2 separate regions of the Homo sapiens genome follow, and region 2 is linked to region 1. Evidence: chromatin contacts called from ENCODE Hi-C or POLR2A ChIA-PET data. All regions are on one chromosome and are shown on one strand. Each heading gives the region's core, a stretch centred on a gene start or an enhancer-like site at or near the end of the contact. The rest is flanking DNA. Distances are from core to core; before and after follow the strand shown.

Evidence for each region. A loop is a pair of places that touch in the nucleus more often than their neighbours do. ChIA-PET counts read pairs that join two places held with the same protein, here RNA polymerase II (POLR2A). Pooled maps may share reads with other maps.
Region 2: a loop to region 1 is called in a pooled map, with 2.0 times the contacts of the local background. The contact joins two enhancer-like sites. A Hi-C loop is called at or near these places in 1 of 50 pooled maps. POLR2A ChIA-PET finds 5 or more read pairs at or near these places in 2 of 52 experiments (PC-3 and activated naive CD4-positive, alpha-beta T cell).

The regions. Positions count from the first base shown.
Region 1 is chr13:109,741,036-109,745,896 of GRCh38, reverse strand. No RefSeq gene overlaps it. Among named protein-coding and RNA genes, the nearest start is that of LINC00676, 15 kb to the right of the region's middle. Within about 2 kb of position 1,281, at least 4 of the 41 ENCODE cell types and tissues checked have a DNase peak (open chromatin) inside an H3K27ac peak, as active enhancers do.
Region 2 is chr13:109,644,436-109,649,157 of GRCh38, reverse strand. No RefSeq gene overlaps it. Among named protein-coding and RNA genes, the nearest start is that of LINC00676, 81 kb to the left of the region's middle. Within about 2 kb of position 1,922, at least 2 of the 41 ENCODE cell types and tissues checked have a DNase peak (open chromatin) inside an H3K27ac peak, as active enhancers do.

The DNA.
Region 1 (4,861 bases), core at 32-2,531:
CTGTCCTTGCACACGGGCAAGGTACTGATAAGCTGTTGTCTGAAGCCCGAGAGCCGGTGCACCCTGCCGTGACCAGGCGCAGCTCTGTGCTGCAGGATAACGCGAGCTATCTCATCACTGTCTCATCACTCAAAAGGCTTCTGATGAAGGCCGTGGCTGAATGGGTTCGGTCTCATGCTAACAAAATCTTGATGCGGATGCACCCTCCATCCCATGTTTAAGATCTTTAATTTTATGGGTACGAGTAATAAAAAATAATCAGGCTGTGTATTTTCTGTATCCACTGATATAAATGTTGGCATCAGCATTATTATAATCTTAATTACCATCATTGGTTACACGTGCTAAAAATGTTCACGCCGTCTAAAAGAAAATAAAAACAAGCGGCGGCAGGACCCCTGCTCTCACACAGTAAAGGGCAATAAACATTTATCGACATGCTGAGGAGAGGAGATTGTCATATCCTATTAAAATAACCAAAGATAAGGTTTTAAAGAATTCAACCTGTCGGGCTGTCTTTTCATACGAAGGCCAGAGACTTCCCGGAAACCGCGATGTCCGCAGTGGCGTGGTAGGATCTGGTTGGTAACTGTGCACCGCGGGGTATGTGAGCGCAGGCGCTCCCGGAGCAGCGACACAGACCTGTTCATTTGAAAGGCATTAGAGGAGAAACTCCTGCGGTCAGCCTTGCCAACCTCCTTTGTCCCCGTGGATGTGTCTGGACACCCTTCATCACCCTCCCTCGGGGGACGGGAAGCCTCAGTTAAGAGCGAGGCCCAGTGCCCTCCCTCCAGGAAACCCCATAACCTTCACTTCCAGGGTAAGGGGCTTCGTCTACACAAGCTCCACCCGTCAGCCCCAGCAGCCTTTGAGCTAGAGCTGGCGGAGGGCACCGCCTGGCTCTGCTTCTCCTCCACCGCCCTGCCCTTCAGAGAGCCAGGCCAGGGAGTGGAGGCATGAGGGGCGAACCCTAGGGGCGTTTGCCTGGGATTCTGCTGTTGGCCTCCCTGCTGGGTGTGGCTGAGGCCCGATGCCCACTGCTGCATGGCGCCACGGCAGCCCTTGCCCCGCCACCCCATCCACAGCCCTAAGGAGGCTTCCTCAGCCGCTCTGTGGAGCTTTCGAGGATCCGCTTGAAGATGTCAGCACACTCCTCCCTGGCCGGCAGCCAATAGTTTGTTTATTGCTCTCAAAGCACACTCACACTCTTTCCTCCCGTCCAGTCCATTTTCTGAAAACACTGAGCTCTTGGCTCACGGTCAATGCCTTCTGCTTTTATCTGCTCGGCCTGAAACAGTGACGTCCAGCCAAGAGGCCAGAGCTAGGGCTCCTCCGATGCTCCTCCGATGCTCCAACGGTGGTGGCCCTGCTCCTCGATGAGGCCGGTTCCCGCAAGGCCGATGCTTAGGCATTTCAGAGAGATGCACTCTCCCTCTTCTTATCGCTTTCCCCTTCTGCTTTATTAAAATTAGGTGACTTTTCAAGACTCCATGCAAAAGGTGGCATGCATAGCTCTGGCCATGCAATAGAAACTAAAGTAAGGTTCCCGTGTATAATCCAATCACACAGCTGCCCCGCCTTGGTCTCACACCAGGTCTGCAAGATGGCAGCCCCTTTGGTTTGCCCTCCAGCCTTCTCTTAAGTCCTGGAGCCGCTCTGGTAATTGAGCCTTCCTTCTGGCATCCTCTGGAAGGCTAATTGAATACAGCAGGAGGCAGTCACAGAGCTTTTTAGCATTTCTACTTCCTTTCATTTGCACACTTTTCCAATAGGAAGCAAAGCTACTCAATTCAGGAGAGAACTCCCCTCTCTTCCTACTTAACCTTTCTCCTGCATACACAATCGGGCTACTCAAAGGTATGCTGTTTCCTTTCCGCTAAAAGTTTCCTCCTAATTACCTCGAGGCATCCAGGTGTGGCTGAAAATATGCTCAACCCCGGGTGTAAATATCTGCACCTAAGGGCAGTGAGTAGCAGAGCAAAACAGCTTGTGCAGGGCGCAGTGTGCTTAAAACAACCTGCAGCTATTTATCGGGTGACTCAGACAGGATGCAGGGGCCAGATGGTTAGCATCTTGCAAAGGCTGACGGGCACTTTCATTTGATTGTTTAAGAATAAGTTCACACCGGAAAGGGGATTTCACACGTCCTCTTCCATTCTGGATTTTCAGTGTTTCATTAAGCTACTTTATAAACTATTATCTTGGAGAAGAAACAAAAAAACTTTTAATTATGTTTCCTTTGCATTGGCGGTCAGGCAGACAGATGAAATTTTTAATTATTGAACTGCTCCAAGGTGTGCCTGTAAGTATATCTAAAATATGTCTTGAAATAGTTATTGTACCTTTTTCTAGAAAATGATAACTTCTATGTTTTCTTTGTAAAATAAAAACCCACTTGTGACTGGTATACAAGGAAGAAGCTGACCTGAAGCTGTCTAAATAATAAAGGCAAAACTAGTAGACCCCCAAAAACGATAGAGCTCACTCTTCTCTGTCTCTGGCACGTGGAGAAGGCATGAAACTATCAAAGGCCCCAGGAATTGAACTTGGGAAAACTTGGTTCAAGTCGGGTGGGGCAGTGGGCAAAGGGTTGATGTTGTTGAATGTCATGGACTTCATAATCAGTAGGCATAAGGATATGATCGCTTAGATGTTTAGCGTGGCAGTGAAATAGTAAAAGTGCATAAAGGTAGTCTTTAAAGAGTGAGCGAAGCACCATGCCGGGTAGGTATTGAAGCCATGTCAGTTACTAAGCTGAACATCAACAATTTGCTTTGGTGCTTTGGCACATACCTAAAATTGTCAAGTGAGTCCTTTATTGAAAGGTAAGGATGCTTGTTGTCTAGTTTCTTTGGATGTTTTTATTTGGAAAACCTTGGGTGAAGTGTCATTAAATAATATATGATACTGCTTTTCCTTCTTTCCTTCCTCTTCCCCTTCTCCTTCCTCTCTCTCTTCCTTTCCTCTTTCTTTCTTGACAGGGTCTCACTCTTTCACTCAGGCTGGCATGCATTAGGTGCTATCAGAGCTCACCACAGTTTCGAAATGCCAGACTCAAGGGATTCTCTCACCTCAGCCTCCTGAGTTGCTGGGACTACAGGCATGCACCGCACCTGGCTAATGTTTAAAAATGTTTTGGCCGGGCGTGGTGGCTCATGCCTGTAATCCCAGCACTTTGGGAGGCCGAGGCGGGTGGATCATGAAGTCAGGAGTTTGAGACCAGACTGGCCAACATGGTGAAACCCCGTCTCTACTAAAAATACAAAAATTAGCTGGGCGTGGTGTCACACGCTTATAATCCCAGCTACTTGGGAAGCTGAGGCAGAAGAATCGCTTGAACCTGAGAGATGGAGGTTGCAGTGAGCTGAGATCATGCCACTGCATTCCAGCCTGGGCAACAGAGTGAGACTCCATCTCAAAAAAAAAAATATTTTGTAGAGATGGGGTTTCTTTTGTTGCCCAGGCTGGTCTTGAACTCCTGGCCTCAAGCGATCCTGCCCACCATGGCCTCTTAAAGTGCTCGGATTACAGACGTGAGCCACTGTGCCTAATAATGCTTTTCAAATGTCAACATGCACACAAATCTCTCTGGCGATCTCGTTAAAATGCAGAGTCTGATTCAGGAGGTTGGGTGGAGATTGAGAGCCTCATTTCTAACCAGCTCCTGGGTGATGCTGATGTTGGGCTGGGGCACGCATTTCGGACAGTGAGGGGTGGGTGATGTGAAGCAGACAGTAGACAGGAAATGCATGTTGAGAAGAGGAGCTAAATCCTGAAAGTCAGTGGCCCTCACCTTATTCGTTCTTCCTCAAACTCTGCCTTACCCAGGGGGCACAGTAATACGCCTTACAAGTCCTGAGGTGGAACAGGAGGATGGACTCACAGACATGGCAGGAAGGGAGCTGGGAACCAGAACTGTCTGGGCTCTGAGGCTGGAGTGCTGAGGGCCTCCGCCCTGACTAGGGGTGTCTGGTGGAGGATCCAGCACAGACCCACTGGCTGGAAGGATCCCTGTAAAATCCCTGAAAGAGAGGAGGAGCCTCACCCCAAATGAATGCCTCTTCTCTAGGCCTCTCTGCAGCCACCCATGCATGCCAGAGGTCCATGCAAGATTTGCCTTCTGGAGCTTGGGGAGAAGTAACCAGAAGTCATGTAAACATCATGGTCTTGATTCTTTCCCTTCCTGCTGATCCTGTCTCACTCCAGTGTGGCCCTCAATGACTTTCCTTCTCCTTTTCTGCAAATGTACCTGACGGCTTGCCAGACAGAATTTCCATGCTTGGTTAGAAAGGACGATGCAGCTGAGATGTGAGATATTTATTGCCTCTCGACTGGAGTTTGTGTGACACCGCACCTTTCATCCGCACGTTTGTCTCCCATCTCATAAAGGTCAGAGTTCTCATCTGTGCACCGCTCTCTTGCTTGACACCCCTTCCCCAGGTGCCCTCATCCCCCCATGACTTCAGCTCCCTCATCTACATCCTCAACTTTGACTTCCACCCTCACATCCACTGCTGCCTGCGCGGCAACTCCCAGGGCTGTGCCATGGATGCCCCATGCCTAGCTTCTCAAACAGAAGGTCTCACCCTGCCATGGCCTGCTCCTCCTGCTGAATCTAAGCCCCACTCAGCCATTGCAGCCAAACATACTCTGCCTCTTCCGAACAAGACCTGGGCTGGCATCTCACAAGATCGCATGGCCTGAGTCCATCTGCATGCCGATGGCACTCAAATCCACTCTGCATCTCCACATGCCTAGCCTGCACATGCCTCAAAACCAACATGATCAAAGCGTGGTCTTTCCTGAACAGACCCACCCAGCCCACCCCTAAGGTGCCCTCCCACCAGCCTTCTCTGCACCG
Region 2 (4,722 bases), core at 673-3,172, 97 kb after region 1:
TCAGTGGACTGACTAAAGGGGGGGCCCTCCCCAGTGTGGGTGGGCCTCATGCAATCAGTTGAAAGCTTGAACAGAACAAAAAGGCTGACTTCCCCCAAGTAAGAGGAAACCGCACCACTCACTTTCCTCGATGAATTAACCCCCTTCTTATAATGAAACATCCTCATTTCTCTGCCCATTTTTAAAACTTGGGCTGTTCCATCAATGATAGACTGGATAAAGAACATGTGGTACATATACATGACAGAATACTATGCAGCCATAAACAGGAATGAGATCATGTCCTTTGCAGGGACATGGATGTAGCTAGAGGCCATTATCCTTAGCAAACTATTTAATAACACAGGAACAGAAAACCAAATACTGTGTGTTCTCACTTGTAAGTGGGAGCTGAATGATGAGAACAAATAGACATACTGTGGGGAACAACACACACTGGTGCCTGTCAGAGGGTTGGGGGTGGGAGGAGGGAGAGGATCAGGAAGAATAGCTAACGAATGCTGGGCTTAATTCCCAGGTGATGGGATAATCTGTGCAGCCGACCAGCATGGCACACATTTACCTATGTAACAAACCTGTATATCTTGCACATGTACCCTTGAACTTAAAATAATTTGGAAATAAAGTCACAAAAATAAAAACATAAAAATTGGGCTGTTCATTTTCTTATTGTTGAGTTTTAAGAGTTCTTTATATATTTTGGATAACACTCCTTTATCACTTACGTTATTTGCAAATATTTTTTCCATGTCTGTGGCTTACCTTTTCTCATTGTCTTGGCAGTGTCTGACCACAGACTGAAGTTTTTAATTTTAATGAAGTCCAGCTTATTTCTTTCATGGATTGTATCTTTGGTGTTGTATCTAAAAATAATTGCCAAACCTAAGGCCGTTTGGATTTTCTCTGATGTTTATCTTCAAGGAGTCTTATAGTTTTGCATTTTACATTTAGGTCTATGATCCATTATGAGTTAATTTTTGTAAAACTTGTATGTGTTAAGATTCTTTCTTTTTTCCCTTTCTCTCCTTCCTTCCTTTCTTTCTTTTTCTTTCTTTCTTTTCTATCCTTCCTTCCTTCCTTCCCTCCCTCCCTCCCTCCCTCCTTCCTTCCTTCTTTCTGTTTTTTTCTCTCTTTTTTGGTCATTTCTCTTTCCTTTTTTTTTTTTTTTTGGCATGTGGATGTCCAGTTGTTTCAACACCCTTTGTTGGAAAGTCTGTCTTCACTCCAATATATTACCTTTGTCCCATTGTCAAAGATCAGTTGACTGTGTTTACGTGGGTCTGTTTCAGGGCTATCTGTTCTGCTTTATTCTGATCTATTTTTCTATTACTTTGCCAGTGCCACAACATCTTGATCATAGTAGCTTTACAGGAACTCATGAGGTTTGGGTATTTTTAGTTCTGCAATTTTGTTCTTCAATATTATGCTATTTGGAGTTTATTGATCGTTTTAAAAATTTTATAACATTTGGAGATATGGCTTTTCCACTCTATCTCTTTTTATGTGACAAATTGTGATATTATATATACAAATTTCTTGAAAATCTTTGCATGTAAGTCTTCTCTGAATCTCTTTAACTCCGGTCTCATTGACTTAAAATCTCTTGATTTTGCTTTATTTTTCCTACTGGGGTGACTATGTGCACAATGCTGTTTTTAAACAAATTTTTATAAGTTTTTAATGCCACATTTAGATCACCTGTAAGAGCCACAGTTTTTGGTTTAAAGACTTCTTTATATAGTGGGGGAAGATGAATTTCCCAGAGTTACGAGGTGTGGTTTTTGGCATGTTGAGTGAAAAACAAAACAACAGTAAAAAGGAATTTCTAAGAACATTCTCCTACCTATGAGTAATCCAATTTTATTTCCTGCTTGGCCTGTCTAAAGGGAATTGATCCTCCTGGGAATACCCCCGAGTTTCGCTACACCCTAAGGGGATTGCGCAGTTTGTGAGAAGGAGGAGCTGAAAGGAGGAGACGAGCTTGGGTGTTATGGAAGAACTCAATGGGTTTGTGACAGAGGCTCACTTTCCCCTTTTCCTGCCTTCCCTGTGAAGCTTAGGGGGCCCAGGAATGTGACTGGGCAAATCAGCTAGGCTAGAAAATATCATTACTAGCGGTTAAACACATGCTTTTCTAGATTAGAGTTTTTTAGAGTACTGCAACTATTGTTATAAGAAAGAAAATGTTACATTGTCCATTTTGATATTGATATTTACTTTTAAAGCAGTGTTTCTAATCTTTTTTTTTTAACCCTTTGGGAACCTCCTGGCTATTATGATTGAGTCCCTAGAAAAATACAGTTACACACAGTTTTGCTTACAATTTTGAGGGATTCAGGCAATCTCTGTACCTCCAAATGAGAACCCATGCTTCAAAATCCTACTCGATAACTTACATTTTGAAAGGCATGTCTTATATACTGTATAATTGCTGCTAAGTCTTGTTTCACAGATGTGTACTCTGTTAACCATGACAGTTTGGTTTCAATGCTATATAAATCCAGAGTCAGCAAACTATGGCCTAGGGCCTAATGCGACGCACCACGGGAGACTGCGTAGCCTGCAAAACTGAAACTGAAAACATTTACTTTTTGGATGTTTTTAGAAAAAGCTGACTGACCCCAGCTATAAAAATGAAATCTGAGAAAATGGATGTTGTGGCTTTATATTTTATGCATTCCAATAATGAGCTATATTTGAGAGATTCTCCAAATCACATGACCTTGACATTTCTGCAGGAGGATGCTCAATGCTGCTTTTCCTGTTTTTTTTTTTTCTGAATTTGAAGTCTCCAACTGAAGATAATGAGTGCTCCCTCCCCATATTATGCAGAGAAATACAAAACTCAGGCATGCAGCACTTGCAAAAAGATAAGTAAATTGTTGTTATGGTCCCCACCTCAAAGAGCTTGTCTAAGAAAACACTCAACATGTATTTTGTGGGATAGAAACTTATTTATGTGATTTTGTAAAGTGAAACTCGCTGGGCACTTCTCTGCTCCCACGTGTGAGTGAGATCTTAGGCCTGTGAGAATCCCAGGGAGAGATCTGGGGGTTTGTGAGAAGCGCAGCATCACTGTGGTTGCTGGCCAGTCGCTTGCTGAGCTCAGTGGACTGCAGGCCTGCTCAGTGCTTGTGAGAAGCGCAGCATCACTGTGGTTGCTGGCCAGTCGCTTGCTGAACTCAGTGGACTGCAGGCCTGCTCAGTGCTCCTGCTGAACTGAGGCCTGAGACTGGTCTCAGCAGATGTGGAACTGTGTCCTCTAGTGCAGTGGTCCTAGGGACCAGTGCCTGTGCCTGTCCCTGTCCTGAAGGTAGAAGGATACCTGTAGCATGGAGAAGAGGCAGAGGTCAACAGGTGGCCAAGCTGTTTGAAAGGACCATGAGTTTAGAAAGGACCATGGACCATGAGTTTTTCTGTGGGTAGTGAAGGCCAGGGAAGAGAGTAGAGCCCATCCATCTCAGAAAGACCTGAGTCAGGAGGGAGGGTTTCTGGAGCAAAAGGACTGCAGCAAAAAGGACCTGCAGGGAGACCACAGGGCAGGAGCTGAGGGCTGGGAAAGGCAAGAGAGCTGGAAGTGCCTTGACCCTGCCAGCGGATTGTGGAGACGGGGAGCTCCCGGGTGAGGAGTCAGAAGGACCCTCAACTGCACGCAATGTAGAAGCCAGCCTTGAATGGCTGCCATGACTCGGGGCCTTGGCCAATGAGAGAGGGAGGCCCAGCATCAGCTAAGTGGAAATATGTTTTCAGGTTCCCTTTCATTCCTTTTCACACGGCCTCCCTCACCTCAGCCTCCAGGGGAAGCTCTGGGGTATGAAGAGTAGGAAGCCTCACAGGGGTTTAGGGAGGTTGAACTGCAGCACGAAGGACCTTTCCCTCTTCTCCCCTTGAGGTCAAGCCAGAGTGAATGGAGGGAAAATGCACTGAGACAGATACAAAACCTAAGACACTTGGGTTGAACTTTCTAATCCTGGAAAGTGAGTGGGAAGCTAAAAGACCCAGCCGGGGAAGGGCCCCTGGTTGGATCAAGTGCATGTGAAGATGGGGGTGGGGTGGAAGCGGAGCTGTTCCTGAAGGTGTCCTTCCAGTCAGCGGATTCCATCAGCAGAATCTCCCCCTAATTTTTTCTTTCCTCCAAGATCTACATTCAATAACTTAACAAGAATTGTCTATGCCACCCCTTTCATCCCTTCCCCCCTTTTCCTTAATTATATTATCATTATTATTATTTTTTCTGTCGCTCAGGCTGGAGTGCAGTGACACCACCACAGCTCACTGCAGCCTCAACTTCCCAGGCTCAGATGATCCTCCTGCCTCAGCCTCTCTGAGTGCTGGGACTACAGGTGCATGCTACCATGTCCAGCGAACTTTTTGTATTTTTAGTAGAGATGGGGCCTTGCCATGTTGCCAAGTCTGGTCTCAAACTCCTGGGATCAAACAATCCTCCAACCTCAGCCTCCCAGAGTTGGGATTACAGGCATGAGACACTGCGCTTGGCCTCCTTACTATTTTGCAAAGATTTCTTGTAAGGATTGCTGAATATCCTATTACAGATTCTTTCCACTAGACATTTGCTTACAATTATCCAATACTCCTGCACTTTTGTCCTTGCCTCTGGCCTCAGAATGTTCCCAGTCTCAGTACATTCTCCCCAGTGATGCTGGAGTGACATTCTGAACTGCAAATATGACTACTTTATGCCTTTTCCTCCTGTTTAATTAG